2 separate regions of the Mus musculus genome follow, and region 2 is linked to region 1. The links are chromatin loops, found by intact Hi-C in ENCODE. Cell type or tissue: left cerebral cortex. All regions are shown on one strand. Each heading gives the region's core, and the rest is flanking DNA. Links, peaks and the distances in the headings are about the cores only. Region 1 overlaps Sorcs1 (sortilin-related VPS10 domain containing receptor 1). Region 2 holds the start of Sorcs1 (sortilin-related VPS10 domain containing receptor 1).

The links. Hi-C counts contacts between places; a loop is a spot of excess contacts. Peaks named below come from ENCODE experiments on the same cell type or tissue, not always from the same donor. Only the 100,000 strongest peaks of a DNase experiment are listed, where the experiment ranks them.
Region 2: a loop joins it to region 1, with 4 times the contacts of the local background. A loop is called at or near these places in 2 of 42 quality-filtered maps.

Annotation. Positions count from the first base shown.
Region 1 is chr19:50,414,844-50,423,183 of GRCm38, reverse strand. All of the region lies in intron 2 of Sorcs1 (sortilin-related VPS10 domain containing receptor 1), which reads left to right. Among named protein-coding and RNA genes, the nearest start is that of Gm26629, 260 kb to the left of the region's middle. In left cerebral cortex, for the core only: no CTCF peak of the experiment used is centred there; DNase peaks (open chromatin) are centred at 3,668 and 4,010; H3K27ac peaks cover 204 bases.
Region 2 is chr19:50,675,186-50,683,525 of GRCm38, reverse strand. Sorcs1 (sortilin-related VPS10 domain containing receptor 1) reads left to right here and starts at 4,880. Exons shown (of 26, transcript NM_021377.3): 1 at 4,880-5,615. The coding sequence starts at 5,058. It overlaps Gm26629 (predicted gene, 26629), which reads right to left and starts at 6,121. Exons shown (of 8, transcript NR_166832.1): 1 at 6,010-6,121. In left cerebral cortex, for the core only: CTCF peaks have their summits at 165, 4,524 and 4,723; DNase peaks (open chromatin) are centred at 5,402, 6,367, 6,719, 7,435 and 1 more place; H3K4me3 peaks cover 3,323 bases; H3K27ac peaks cover 2,224 bases.

The sequences.
Region 1 (8,340 bases), core at 123-8,122:
GCTGCTTTCTAAATTTTATCATGGAATACCAATTAGCGTGATGGTCAGCAGGGGGCAGCACTGGGCCTGTGCCCCCATGGATGAGTTCATGTTCTCTGAAGGAGAAAGTTATTTGAGGTGCAACAGAGTTGGGTTAGGAACCAAGGGCTCCAGCCAAAGCCAAGAAGAGAGTACAAGATTATTCAATTAGTAGAGACAGAAAAATAAAACAGAACATATGTCCTGTTTTTCATAGGTTATTCTTTTAGTTTCTCACTCTAAAATTACAGAATTTGAACTCTCTCTTTCCTCAGTTACCTTTCCTGGGTAAGAAAGATAAGTTACTAATTCATAGAGTTATATAAAATATTAAAGTAAAAAATGTATTTCTGGATAAGGTCTTATTTGCATTTCCCAGGAAGAAAATCTTAGAGTAGGATTCTGGTTGTGAGTCTCACTTGGTAATGATCTCTGGAACCAAGTTGGAGAATGCCGAAGCGTTAGGCAGGGACTCAGTCAGTCAGTTAGGATGTTAGTAAGAATATCAGTTTAAGTAATGGCGGGCAAGCTCAGAGCCAGGTGATCTGAGGGCTGAGCTTGCCTGTCAGGGTGATCTATAAAAACAGTGAGGGCTGAGCTACAGGGAACAGTCCCTCACCAGGGAGCAGCCACACACTAGAATTACAGACATTTGTGAGCTACAGTGTGGGTTCTGGGAATCGGATGTGGGTCCTCCGGAAAGGCAGTCAGTGCTTTTTAATCATGGCGCTATCTCTTCTGCCCTAGAATAGATTCTTCTGTGGTTATGTTATACAGCATTTAAATTCACATTTTTGCTAATCATTTATTATTTGCTGTTTACCTTATACCGGGGAAATGATGTTAAACCAAAAAAGCAAGTTAGAGTGATTTTCTACTTTTGATATAAAAAATGGGTTTCAACATGATGGTGTCAACTGTAAATACTAAGTAAAATATTTATCTCAGAAGCTACCAAAGAACAAAGAGTACAGTGGTCATTCAAGACATTTCATAGGGGCTTGAGAGAAGAATAAGTACTTAAGAGCTCTTGCTCTTCTTGCAAAGGATCATAGTTTGATAACCAGCACCCACATGGTAGCTGACAATCATACTTAACTTCAATTTCAGGGGATCTAAAACCTTTTTCTGGCCTCCACAGCCATGGCACACACACCCAGTACTCATACATACATACATGCAGGCCAATACATTCAAATAAAGTAAAAATAATAGATATATCTTTTTAAAACCCAGAGCATTGGAGATACATAACCCGGTATTTGGCAATTGGAAGTGGACAATGACCCGCTGAGAGTAAACATCAAAACTGATTCTCTTATAAATACAGGAGAAGGAACAGTCACTGGCCATCTGGCATTTTATATATATATATTTTTATTAGGTATTTTCCTCATTTACATTTCCAATGCTATCCCAAAAGTCCCCCATACCCTCCCACCCACTTCCCTACCCTCCCACTCCCACTTATTGGCCCTGGCATTCCCCTGTACTGGGGCATATAAAGTTTGCATGTCCAATGGGCCTTTATTTCCAGTGATGGCCGACTAGGCCATCTTTTGATACATATGCAGCTAGAGACACGAGCTCCGGGGTACTGGTTAGTTCATAATGTTGTTCTACCTATAGGATTGCAGATCCCTTTAGCTCCTTAGGTACTTTCTCTAGCTCCTCCATTGGGGGCCCTGTGATCCATCCAATAGCTGACTGTGAGCATCCACTTCTGTGTTTGCTAGGCCCAGCCATCTGGCATTTGAAACACACTGGCAAAGTGAAAATTTTCATTGAACGGGTGAGTGTCTCATGAGCTGACATGAGAAAATAATAATTTTCCCTCTCTTCTCTTTCTTATTCTATGTACCTCACTACTTTTTATTTTTACTTCTAAAAGAAGAACTATTATACAATTTTTATTAGTTTTACTTATGTCTATGTATGTGTGTGGGTATGTGAATGACACCTGTATGTAAGAACCTATGGACACAGAGGAGGATGTACGATCCTATAGAGTAGGAGTTACAGGCAGATATGGGAACCTGACATGGGGGCTGTGAGCTGAGCTCAGGTCGTCCGGAAAGGCAGTATTCTTTTAACCTCTAAGCCATCTCTTTATCCCCAAACAAATCATTCTTGATCAGAGAGTGAGACATAGGATGAAAAGTGGTTTTGTGGAACAAATGCCAACGTGCAGCTCAGTAGTTACTCTCAGAAGAACCTCCAAAGCACTTTCCAAAATCAAAGGGGCACCCCCTCCCCCAAAGCGATCTGATCCACTACGGCTGTCAGGACCTCTTCATGGCTGAGAAGTATGCTCAGAGCTACCAAAGAACAAGGAGTGAAGTGGACATCCAAAACATTTCATAGGGGTTTGAGAGATGACTCAGTAGTTAAGAGCTCTTCTTGCAAAGGATCATGGTTTGATAACCAGCACCCACAGGGTAGCTGACAATCATATTTACCTCCAGTTTCAGGAGATCCAAAACCCTTTTCTGGCCTCCACAGCCATGGCATACATACCCAGTACTCATACGTACATGGAGGCCAATACATTCAAATAAAATAAAAATAATAGATATACCTTTTGTTTTGTCAAAATCTGTGACAACCGCAACCATCACAGGTCATAAAAGGAGGCAGTTTTCTCCATGACAACAGCCAATGGCATGTCACACAACCAGAGCTTCAAAATTCGAATGAATTAGACCGAGAACATTGTGCCTCATTCACCATTTTCACTGACTGCTACATCTTTAAGAATTTTTGAGGAGTTGGGGGTGGGCCAGGGAAAACACTTTTATCTCTAGCAGACACCAGTCCCTTTCAAAAGTCTATTGTGTCTTGAAGCATAGGTATTCTTGCTATCGGGATAAACAAACTTACATTTTGTTAGTAAAAAATATGTTGATTGCATTGTTTCTTGATTAGTAATGATATGTTTGAACCTACTTATAATGACTTAAAATTCACAGCCTAAACTTTCAATTACTTTTGCCTCTACCTATTAATAGGGTGGAAAATCTATCTTCAAGGACTTTATGTGCTATTAAATGACTTTACAAATGTTGTTTGCAAGATACTTTTGTCAAAATGTGAGACTGGAAGTGGGGAGAATAGTTCAGAGGTCGTTATAGAAATTACTGCAAAATCGTGTGTTATCTAGTGACACAGCCAATACTAAACAGTCAGGGTCACTTCTTTCTCTCTTAAGGAGGTAAGATTGAGTCCTCATCACTGGTAAAGGTTGTTGTGGATTCCAGCACCGGGAATAAGCATCAAGCTACCCGGTAAACCATGAAGAGCTGTGTTAACCGAAAAGTAATCTACCTGCAAAGCAAGGAGACCTGGGTAAACATTTCTCTCTGCTGTCACAGTGGGAGTCATGACCAGGCAGCAGGATTCTGCCTGTGAGTACAGAGAGGAAAACAGTGAAGCTGTCTTTAAGAAAAGGCGATGCTACTAACAGAGGCCCTGATGTGTGATTTACAGCAGGACAAAAAAAAAGTGAAGAGCGATCAGAATTGACAACTGAAACCAGCAGCTATTGCGTTGAGAACAAATAAGAAAGAAAAGACGGAAAAAGAGAAATGATGTCATCGGGCTGGCAGCCCTGTGTGTCTCCCACTCCTCCACAAGTCTGGCTCTGACTCCTGTCAGCTTCACTGCCCACATCTTCTCAGCAATGTAACCTAGATCTGCATCCACTTAGGAACCCCTTCCTCCCACATAAAAATGCATCTTTTAATCGGTGATGGTGCCCATGTGTTTGTCACTGGGAGGGTTATTTGCTGTGCAGAGAGGGATGTAGAAATGTTTGTAGTGTCTCTCCTCTCAGGATATATAGCTGATAAAGGTAGATGGTTACCGTATTTGTAATCTACCTGTGAACCACTTTCATAGGGACGTACACACGCAGGTGCACACACTAGCTCAAGCTCACCAGAAGGACAGAAATCCTGCAGAAGAACTTGGCTGTCAGACGTGAAATTAGGTAGGAGGATGATTAGCAGGCTCAGTGCTGTAGGTGGGTTTATTTTAATAGTGTTTGGGACATCACTGGGAAGAACAGCAGATGACTAGCAGGGCTTTAAGGAAAGCTACCCAGGAAAATGACGAGAATTCAAGGAGATATTCCCACAGGACCTTCACAAAGGAAAGCAACGGGACAAGAGGATTTCTCGTTGCTCTGGAGACTTGATTGCCGCCCCAGCACCAGCGGTTTGAAGCCACTGTGCAAATAAACACTGTCAGGTAATGCTCCCTGCTTGAAAGCAACTCCAATCAACTGGCTAATTAAATTGAAGGGGAACTCCCTTTGCAAAAGATAGCTAGTGCTCACAGAGACAACACAAATGGAATCTCATCTTCAAAACCAACAGTGGCAAGAACTGGAGTTAAAGGGCTGGGTCACAGTTATGTCTATGGGAGTTGATTAACGGGTTTGCCAAACTCCAACAGTTTGTTCCATTTTTATGTTTACAACTTCAAGGTAAAATCCAGTGTGTCCCATTGGCCAACCCGTGGATCCAGGTCTGTGCTATGGCTTTGCAGAGTAGAAGAAACTTTATTGACCCATTGATTTGCTGGCCTTCCACAGGGAGGAGCAGGGAACTGTTTTGTTTTGTTTTGTTTTGTTGTTTTGTTCTGTGACAGTGCCTCCTTATGTAGAACTGTCTATGCTGGCACGCATCATTGTAGCCTAGCCTTCAAACTTCAGAGATCCTCCTGACTTAGCCTCTTGAGTGCTGTGATTAAATGTGTGGGTGACCAAACCTGGCCAGAAAGGTCTTCTTAGTTTATCCTAACACTGTTTTGTCTAAAGAAGAAATAATTCTCTGAGAGACATTTGAATATTGGAGAGGAAGCGCATGCACACACACACACACACACACACACACACACACACACACACACACACACACATGTGTCTATTGGGTAAATGGTATATAAGGTTATTATGATAAACTTCACCACTAAGGTTTTAGGTCAAGAAAGAATGCACAGAAACGGTGAGTCTCTTCTGCAGGATGTTCTTAAGGATACAATACAACAGGCAGCTTTTAATAATGCTATTAGAAGCTCATCATGCACAGCTATGGGCCCTCCAACCCTCAGTCGTTTCTGTGTATGTGCACATAAGCAGAACTGCATCTGAGGCATGGCCCATGGAAGTGACGGGGCCAGTGTGCAGAATGTCTGCTCTCTTACCTTGAGTCATTCCACCTTCATGAACTCCAAGAACTGAGGCCCAGCAACGGTACATAAGTATTACCAGTCTGCTCCGGCTGGCGCTTTAGAGCACATCTTCATATTAGTTAAATATAGTGTGTCTGCCAAGTTCATTCCAATGTTGTTGTTTTTTTTTTTTTAATTTTTAGTTAAAACCCCCACACAACATAAAATTAGTTGTCTTAACTATTTTTAACTACACAGTTCAGTGATATAAACTATATTCTGAGACAAAATACCAGGAAGATTTCTCTTAAATACTCATCAAGCCTCGACCCTTTCCCATCCCTCTACACACTCTGAAAAAAACCACCATTCCATTTCCTATTTCTGTGGATTTGACTGCTGGAGGTATGTACCTCCCCCACATAGGTTTAGACTGCTAGTCTTTTTGCTGCTGCCTCGTTACTTTCAGCACAGTTTTCATAAAGTCCATTTTATTGTAGCACACCGTGATTTCTTTCCTTTAGCAGATATCATAGATGGTTCTGTACTTACAGACAGTGGTTAGACTTGCATTGTTGTTTTACATTACAGGGACACGGAAGTGCTTTGAATTCAGTAGAGATCATCCTGAGATTTTAAAATTTCAGTATTTTCCCATGGTAGCTGTACCTAGAAGTTTTACTCCCTCAGCTGCAGGCACGCATAAGCTTCCTAAGCATATCTGAGGTCTGCGCGGCTGGGCTATGATGCTCAGGAGCTCAGGCGAATTAAGGATGTTTGCAATTTATGGCGTTTTCAAGTTATGATGGGCTTATGGGGACATAACCTCATTTTAAATGGAAGAGTATCTGTCGAGATGCATGCAAATGTGTCGGTAGAGTCACATTTTCTTTACCCATCCATCCATCAGTGGCTATTTGGGTTAATTCAACAGTTAGATGACCTCGGATCCTGCTCCTGTGAATTTGGCTATGCAAATCAGTTTGAGAACCTGCGTTAGCTTTTCCTGAATACTTATCCAGAAGCAGGATTGTGAGGTTGCATAGTGACTCTATTTTAAAAACAGTTTTAGGAACTTCTGTGCTATTTTCAATATATATGAAATAGTGGGTGCTTATATATTATACCATATATATATATATATATATATATATATATATATACACACACACATACATATATATATATATATATATATATATATATATATATATTCACTTAATACCACAACACCTATATACAGACATTTGTACATTCTTCTCCACTCTGCAGTTACTTCCATTCTTCCATTCTTCATACTTTTTTTTTCCAACACCATGTCTATCTTTTAAGCAAAATCTACTTGCCCTAAAAGTCAGGGGACACGTACAGAGAAACTAATGAATGCGTGGTAAAGGTGAGATGCAGTCTAAGAAAGGATGTGCCTCAGAGCTTCTTGAGAGTTGCAAATGTCTCCAAATCTATGCTCAGAATGAGAAGAGAGAGAAAGCACACAAGGAACCCAAGGGTAGTGATCAAGACACATCTTCCCTTAGGGAAGAACAAGGAGATAATAAATGAAGTCAGGTCTATGCGGTGTAAAAGCTGCACTAAGGAGGGAGTAATCAGCCATGGCCCAGAATGTGTGAAAATATTAATTTATCAAGTAATTAGAAAATAAAAGGTAAGATAGATTAAATAAAACATACCAGGATATTTCCTCTAGAGATTTTCCCAGTTAACACTGGGGCTATATGTAGTATTAGGAAAGGAAATATTCTGAAATGTCTTTCAAACCAGACAGATATACCACACTTCTCTGCCTCCAAACACCATCCTGACTTCCACCCATTCTATGGGTTGAGAGGTCTGAAACTTGAGGCAGAACAATCGGCCTGATTTTTTACTAAAAACAATTCTGCACTTGGCCACGTTGAGATTTCTGGCAAGGTCCACAGTGATACCCTTGAAAGGTTTGCTTGTTTGTGATGTACTTAATCTAAACTTGGTCGAAACTTTGTTCGAAACTCAGAACCAACTGCTTGATGCTAAGAACTGATGATCCCTTCAGTTTCCTGTCACCTTCACAGGCCGCAGCAGGCTCTCCCAGACAGCCCTGGTTACTGTGGCATAGAAGTTTCCTTTATTGGTTGTCAAGCTTGGGGGTTAATTCTGAAAATACCTTTCTCTAAGGCCTTAGCACCAAATCACATCTCATTCAATGAAGATGACCTCTCCATTCCTTACAGTTGCTGTCAGTATAAATTCGAACCAGAGACTTCAAATAAAAGGTCTCCTCATAGGACTGGGAACAGCAATACCCTTCTTGAATTACCTTTTCAAGAAAAGCCTTTGTCACCTGTTAGCTAGTCCCAGATGCATGCATGAGTACACACACACACACACACACTTCCTAAATACCCATATGCCCCACTAACTTACCACCCAGTGAGGTTTCTTCCCAATTTGCTGTTCATTGGGTTACATCAACTGTGGAAATAAAATATGTCACATGGTCAAATGTTGCTAGATAAAAAATGAATTTGCCACCTGCTGCCTCTACCCGCCCATCTGGAAGATAAAAGGAATTGAATTTACTGGGGGAAAAAATCTTCTTGATTTTTTTTTTTTTTATTTAAGAAACTCCATATGGTAGGGACAGAACCACAGCTGCAGTAGGTAGCTGGAAGTCCACCACTATTATTAATAAAAAAGCGTCTATATGAATTAAAAGCGCTGTCTTATAATGGAAACTTCCTGTTTACTTGAAAACTCATGTTTCCTATAAAAATTGATGATGTATTCAACCTCATGCTGCTGGCCTGAAAGGCTGGCTAATTACCCATTTTTGGAGAATATGAAACATTGAGTAAAAATGTTTCATGTGTCATTTAAGCTGCACGACTCCACTCTCTGTCCTCGTATTTTTTTCTCTAATCAGAATTTCCCCCAAAAAATCGTGACGGAAATAAAGAGGGAAATTAATCGCCCTTTCTCTCTGAAGTTATCAGCGGTACTTCCATCTTTCACTAGACTGAGTGCGTCATGTGGCAATAGCATTTCATACTTTTAAGGTAAATTAGTGATTCATAACTTCTGATCTGTATGATTAGACTGTATGAATTTTATCACTAGCTTCTTATTTCCATCCCACATCTTACTACTGAATAC
Region 2 (8,340 bases), core at 78-8,077, 260 kb before region 1:
AATGTGAGACTTTAATTCATGTATTTATCAGCTGGCTGCAACAAAGTAGGATTGTGTGGGGAAGAAGAGACTAATAGTCTGTGTTAAGTTTGTCTCTAACTCCATGACCTTGGATAAATGTATATTTATTCTGTAAGATGCAGGCAAAACCTGCCCCCTACCTATCTTCTGAAGCTGCTGCAAGATTTACTGAACTAGAAGAAAATGCTGTTTATAGATCTGGCGAGACAGAAGTCACATAAATGCAAAGCAGTAGGATTAATCCCATGAGTTTTACAAAGTTAAGCTGGCTCTCATAACTTCCCCATATGTCAGGTAGATAATCTTAGCCTGGCTTTTCCAAACATGAGGGCTTAAGTACTTCTGCTAAAGCAACCTGGATTGTCTGAGAAGAGACACACTGACTTGATTTTGACTGTGCTCAGTATTTGTTTGATACCTAAAAGTACTTTAAAGGGCAGTTTAAACTGTTTTCTCTTGGCAAGCTATGGGAATGGCCTGAGTATTGTTCTACCTGGTTTTCCTCTGTGGTTCCTCGTGGTGTTTATCTGAAATGCAAGCCACTTTGTTTCAATGGTATCCAAGGAAAGCCAAGTATTGGGGAGCTATTAAAAGACATTGTTCTATTGATAAAGTGTGTAATAGGATTTAATGCAGGCTGAAGTCAAGGTAGCCCTCAGAGAAGGAGCAATGGAAGGCAGGGAAATGAATGAAGCAGTCAGCTGGGAGTTTATGGCACCTGCTGATTATTCCATTGGTAGGCTGAAGGAGGAGAATCACAAGGTTGAGGCCACTTGGTCTGCAGAGTGAGACCATTTTTTGAAAAAACCAAAGCGAAGAAAAGTTAGTTAACTGTAGCTCTTGCAGAAAGATCATGGCAGTGATGACAATTCTACCTTGCTTAGCATCTCTTCCTCGTGCACACCAAACGAAGGCAAGAGGACATGAACCACTAAGACTCTAACCTCCTCTCCCTCCACAATATAATCCCTTACTCACTTTTTCCAGCACTGCTGGTTCAATGTTAATGAAACTGACTAAGCGTTTACTGAACGCTGAATCTATAGAAAGTTACCAAAAGGGGTTGTCTGTTGGTGGAATTTTGAGTAGAGAGACTTCCAAGAGAAATGGCTAAGCAGAAGCCTTGTCTTGGGCACTACATGGTAGGCTAACCCTTAGTGGTAGCTGTTTAGCATAATCTGAAAAACTGGGCAAGACAGGAAGACTCAGGTGAGAGAACATTCACAGAAGTGCCACAGAAGTGGATACATTTAAAGTCTGTAGCAATATGGAGGATACTTCTGATTTACAGTGATTCTTGCTAGGTGAGAAGTGGGTAGTGTTTCCCACACAGCTAGGCAGTCTTTTTTTTTTTTTTTTTTTTTGAGAGCTTAATAAGCTAAGCACAGAGGGAGACACTGGGAGAAAGAGCAGATTAATACAGCTACTATCGGCTTTATCCACACAATGTTTTGAGGGAGGTTATTAATAGACAAAGAAAAGAGACACAGGATTGAATGACACTGAGAAGGCACTATTGAGAGACTGCCACAGGAAAGAAAGGCCAAGGATGCTACTCCTGATGATGCATTTGGCCAAGATCTTGACAGCAATGGCTTATCTTTTTTCCGTGGGGAATCTTTAAAAACCTTCCTCATGGGAATCAGAAATGTATAATCTCTTCAGGCCTATGACATTAATTTTCTAGTAACATTTTCACAGACCATAAAAACAACACCTATGGGGGCTGGAGAGGCAGTTCAGCCTTCAGTCAATCATCGCTGATGTTAGTAACCTAAAGGCATGAGTTTCATCCCCTAAACTGACGTAGCAGAAGGAAAAAACTCATTCCCAAAAGTGGTCCTCTGACCTCCACACTCACACGGTGGCAGGTTTATCCCCATACATATATACACACAAAAATATATACAAATAGATGTAAGAATATAATAACCTATATCTTATAGATTAACCAAACATACTAAGAAACAGAATTCATGTGATTCACCTGTTGCTGTGGATTCCCAACAATGAGAAATTAATGGTTTAGAACATTCTAGTAACCTCTCCTATGGCTTGTTGATAAAAGTCATTAGGGAAATAAAATGAACACACATTCATATACACTACTACCTGGGGCCAATTTTATCTGCATTTGTACAATTTTATCTTCACCAATGGATAATGGAAATTATGCCTTAAAAATTTTAGCTCTCCTCAATGAAGTCTCAAATGACCCATGAACAGTCACTTTAGAATGACCTTCTTTGGGAATTTTCTCTTTTGTTTTTATTAATGTTGGGTTTTTTTTTTCTGAGCCAAGATTTCACTCTGCATCCCAGACTGCTCTTAAAGTAATTATTTAGCCCAGGCTGGCTTCAAACTAGGCCAACCCTCAGCTTCCCTACTGCTAGGATTACAGCCATGAGGCCCACACCTGTCTTTTGTGGTGTCATCTTAACACACGTGTGAAAAGATCTAAGTTCTAGGAAGAAAATTCCACTCCATTTGTAGCATTTTATTGAGGATGGTATTTATTTTAATACTGGAGATTTAATGCAGCAATATCTAAAGCCAGGAAGCTCTAATTAATCTCGACTTGGACTCTTTTTGCTTTGTTCCAGGCTTCCTTCTTAGATGGGACTTGACTGGGTTCCTCATCTTTACTCTGTGTCTTTCCTTTCCTGGAGGAACTCTCACTCACCTACCCAGATTGGAAAGGAGGTTAACAAAGTATGGAAAGGAAGCATTGAGCAGGTGATGACCCTGCCTTGCTCTAATATCTTTTCTAAGGGAAGGAGCAAGCCTACCTGGGGGGGGGGGGGCTGCGGAGGAGGTTTGATGCAGTGGACAGGAAGCCTGGGGTAGGAGATCAGACTACTGATTCTTGCCATTCTGTGACAGCTACAGCCTGCCAGGATATGTTTCTGTTTTAGCAGGGTCTGTATTTGTGTAGTGATGGCACTTTTCAAAAGAGCCCTTGGCTTTTAATCGCTGGAGGACACGTTTAGGCACCCAGCTTTGATTCTTGATATAAATAGTTCCTATGTGCTTGCTCGTTGACTGCTTTTGTTATAAGAACAATGCTATTTTTATTAGTTTCGGTTATTTTTTTATCTATTTGTCTATTTATTCATGTGTCTATTTATTTTTTAATTTACATAAGGCTCCACTCTGTAGCCTAAACACATCTGCAACTTTGTCCTGTCCTATCCTATCCTTGAATTAATGGAGACCATTCTGGTTCAGTCTCTCCGGGATTGGGATTGCAGTGTGCTGTAGGAACCATCATGATGTCACATCTCCCCGGAATAGATTTTTATCATAAAGTTGTTCCTCTGGAGTATCATCAGGAAGGTTTCATTAACTGAAGATTAATTATCACTGTGTATTACTTTCAAGTGGGGCTCATCACAAACTTTGAATTTTGTAGAGTAAGATGATGATTCCAAGTGCAAAACTGAACAAAAATCAAACTGCACACGGGAATTAACACTATTTCATAACATCTGTTCATTCAATCCATAAACATTCCTTCAATAATTTTATAATTCTCATGTGCTCAAGAGGACATTATTTGGTGCGTGGAAATGGTAAAGAGATGCGATGGCATTTAAACCTTGGCATCAACTAACAATTTGAAAAAGGCCTGGCTTTAGATGAACTGCAATTTCCAAAGCGCTCCCACCTACTATAAATCATTACCTCAATTTCTGAGTAGAGGCAGGGGATCTTGGGTGGATTGATATTATAATCACATAATTACAGAATTTTAGGGTCACAAAGGATTTTAAAGGTCATGTATTGCAACCACTTAATTTAATATTTGGGAAGCACAATTACCTGAAGGTCCCACAGCAAACACTTTCAAGCGCGGGCTTGCTGGGGGGGGGGGGATCTGAATGCATGTGTTAGCAACCCTGAGCTAGACACCAGTGATGCCAGAAGAATACAACACATTTCCTCTATTTGTTGATATACAGATCTATAACAAACTCACAACACATACTCATCAAGCCAATCACTTACATTTGCTACCATTCAGTGCACTGTTACCAAACACAGAGAATAATACGGCAAACAGGTCACTTCGGAGTCTCCCTTCTCTCAAGGAGCTTATGGTCTCTTAAGGACAGTTGCCAAGATGTATATAACTACAAAATACTTGGGGAATCTTAACTTTAATTGTGTTGTCAACTGTGAGTGCTTTCAATACTGGAGAGTGCTTAAAAAGACCTGAAATCTAGGAGGAATCACAGAGGAGAGAAAATCTCACCAACTATATATATATATACACACACACATAGACTGAGCAGGACACACACACACACACACACACACACACACACACACACACACACACAGTTTATTGCACCACTCTCTGCTGCCTTCTGAGATCTTCTCCAGGCCTGGGCACACAAAGTAAGGACTACATGCCAACTCACCCAGTTTAAGAGGGAGAGCAAGAGCCCACTCATCTTCTAAACTGGAAAAGACCAGAAAAAGAGAAAAGGGGAGAAACAACCACAGAGAGAAGGGAAAACAGGAATAGGAAACCCTTCACAGCGCCTGCTCCGGGAGCCTGGGGCTGCTCGCCCCAAGAGGAAGGGTGCTTGCTCGGGCTGCTTGCGGGGACTCGGCGCGCCTTGGGGAGGGTAGGCGACAGCGCAGCCCGCGCCCGCAGCCCTGGACACAGCGCAGCTCGGAGACGGGACGCAGTGCCCCGGAGCCCCGGCAGAGCCCGCCCTCCCTCCCGCGTCGCCAGCCGGCGCGCGGCGCCCTCTCCGCCCGTGACTTCAGTTCGGCTCCACCCCCGCGCGGCGGCGGCGGCGGCGGTGGCTCGCAGCTCCGTCCCAACCCGCGCGCTCCGCACAAGCCCAGCCTGGGCGAGCGGCAGGCACCTGCCCGGCGCCGCCTCCGCGCGCCCCGCCGCCGCCCAGCCCAACTTGGATGGAGTTGTGGTCCTGAGCGCACGCCCTGCCGCCGTCAGCCTGTAGCCTCGCTCCGCTGCCTGCCTTCGGTCCGGGACCCCCTCTCCGCTTCTCTACGCTCCAGAGATGGGAAAAGTTGGCGCTGGAGACGGCTCCTCGGCCGGGCTGAGCGCGCTCCTTGCAGGAGCGGGGCTTCTGATGCTCTTAGCCCCCGGCGTCTGCAGCAGCCTCTCTTGCTGCCCTCCGCAGCACCCTAGCTCGACCCCACGCCGGACCCTTACCCCAAGAGGCTTTCCTCACCCGGGACCTCTGGGTCGGGCTCCTGCCACGCCCCCGCCCCTCTTCATGAGACCCCTGTTCGCAGTGGCCCCCGGGGACCGTGCGCTGTTTCTGGAGCGAGCTGGGGGCAGCAGGGTGTCAGTGGCGACCGCTGCACGCTCTGGCCGTAGGAGACGGAGTGGAACGGAACCCGAGAAGATTGAACCCGGAGAGGGTGCGAGTCGGAGCCGCCGGGACATGCTAAAGGATGGAGGGCAGCAGGGGCTTGGGACTGGCGCACGGGACCCGGACAAAGCCACCCGCTTCCGGATGGAGGAGCTGAGACTGACCAGCACCACATTTGCTCTGACAGGAGACTCAGCACACAACCAAGCTATGGTCCACTGGTCTGGCCACAACAGCAGCGTGAGTAGAATGGAACTGGGGGCAAAGGGGCGAGAGAAGGAAAGGGTTACCTTTCACTGTAAGAGCTGGCGGAGAATTGGGGGCGGAGGGGGGGGGGGCAAAGAGGTTTCTTTCTTGGGAGATGCTGCACAGTGAAGTCTTCCCAGCTAGCCTCCCCCAAGAGTTAATGGTGCCTACTAGGGTGCCCCCACCGCCACCTTCAGAGTGTTCTCCAGATCAAAAGGTTCAAATTGGAACGGACCAGGCAGATCTTTTTTATTTCTTCAATGGCACTGGAGAGTAGAACTGAAGACCAAATATGGGGGTTGTATGTGCGTTAAAGTATTTTTAATGAAGATCTGAAAGGGTTAAATCTCCAAGCCCACTGAAATCCCCTGAAGGGACATTTCCTTACCTGATAGACTGATGGAGCACACGGAGAAGTCGCCTCTGTGGGCTTTTTATTTTATTTTTATACAGAGCTCCTAGCCCCTTGTTCTACCCCGGAGAAGGCAAACTGCAGTACGATATAAGGTGCCCTTTGGTATTAGAAATCTATTTGGGAACCAAACGGATGCAAGTTTCAGTGCAGAGGCTCCCCAGCATCTCCTGACAGCATTAGCAAGTGCATCTTGAGAGCCAGGCTTTTCTAGCCCATGAAAGGGCAGTTGTTCTCTGGCATGGTCAGCCTGGGGAAGATCAGATAGATAGATCCCAGTGACAACAACTCCCTGTTTTCCCACCGACTGACCTCCTCTAGGGAGGAGCTGAAATAAAGATTTGAGTTACCCTTTATTAGGAAGACAGGGACGAGATTTCAGGCCCTGGGAGAAGATTTAGGGTGCAAGTCACTGGTTCTGTCAGGAGCTTCCGATTTTCAGAGGAGCCTGAATGTTTGAAATGTGAGGAAGCTACCCAGTTTAGCCCAAACCTAGAAACTTCAATGCGCTGAAATAGTAACGAACCAGCTTTGATGGTAATAACTGAAGACGATTTTAAAAGCGTGTAAAGTTCTCTAGGCTGCCGTGCCATGAAGCCGATAAGAAAAGTTAGAGGTTTATAAAACGGGGATTAGGAGTGGGGGAAGGGTCTCAGCTAGACCTTCCGCTGATGGAGTTGTGTCTGTAATGTGTACAGTCGATGCAACATGGTACCTTTGAAAATGTTGCCAGGAAGCTTGCCAACAAGTGCCACTTCACTGAGCTGTGTTCACTGTTGGGTTTTTAATGGGAGTTGAAACTGTTTTAAAATATACTGTGTCATGCATTAGGCGGTGTAGTCTACCCTCTACTGAGGACAGCCCCTGATTTCTAGCTAACACAGCCTTCATGAGGGGCTGCTGCTGCCGGAGGTTCTCAGAAATCCTTTTAAGCAAAATCTAAAGTTGAAATTATTTCTATTCAAGTTCTGGGCACTCTTGTCGTGGTGTATTATGTTAACCATATCTTTTGTATCATAGTTACTAAACTGAACCATTTAATTTTAACTTGAATCTTCCTATACTGATTAATAAACTCTGGCTCCATTAGGTGATTAACCCAGAGCTCTGGCTTCAGGAGGAGATTTTATTTGAATGCATCAAATGTGTTAGGTCTTGTTGTATTAAGAAAAAGAAAAAAAAAGATAAAACTTTGGACGCAAAATAGTTCTGGCTTTTAACGTAATTCAAGTTGTAAAATATACCTCACCCATTAGACCTCTACTTTGGTTCATCTCTTAAAAAGATCTTGGAAAGAGAGTATATCCTTGGCAAATTTTAACCTCCATTTAGAAATGGCGCCAAGCACTGCCAGATTTTTTTTTTTTTTTTGTGCACAAGAGCAGAATGGAGCTTACTAGAGTTGGGGTTTAGGGCAGGAATATGAATCTAAAAAAAATGTAGGAAATAATGAAGATGGTGAGTGTTAAAGGTCTGAACATTGAAATTATGTTAAGCACAGCAATGAGGGGGGGTCTCATACCTCCCAGTTTCCTCCCCTCTCCTTCCAGGTCCAGCTCTGAGCATCGCATGGAACTGCTTTGTCTGTTTTATTCTATATCGATGATGAAGAAAGAGAAAACACTGTTTATCCAGGTCCATTAAGGAAAGCAGACCTGGCTTATCTGGACCAGACTCCAGATAAGAGGGAAAACATTAAAGTATTTTGTAAAATGAAAAGGTGCAGAAAGACACTTTGGACAACTTTGTTCAACAAAAGCATTTCCCGCTCAGCTCTTTAATGTTGTACACAGCATGTGATCCATGCTGTGGGTGTGAGATTCATCTACACTGGGGGAATACTTCTAGATGAATATCCAAGAATCATATGTCAAGTTACTCAGGAATAGGTCCTGTGACAAAAGTCTTTTGTAATTATTCTCAATTTCATTATATTAGTCCAGAGTGCGGAATCTACTTCTTTTAACCTGGGGGGAGGGGGGGGCAAGCTTAGGAGATTCCCATGTTTTATACTTAGATCTCTCACTATCTCATGCATCTCCTTTTTGGTTCTCAGAGATGCAGGTAACACACCTCTAAGCCTGTGTCACATTAGGTAAACTCCTGGGTTTAGAAAAGCCTCTGACTACAATAGCACCTGCCTTCAAGGTAGGACTATAAGGCAATTATCGGCTGCCTGTCAAACTGGCGAGAAACTCTGGATTGGTCTTTCAACTCACTCCCCTCTTTTCTTCTGCCCCATCATCTGTTGGACTTGTGTGAGCGTGTAGACATATAACGGTTGTACCTCATCTGTGGGTGTGATGT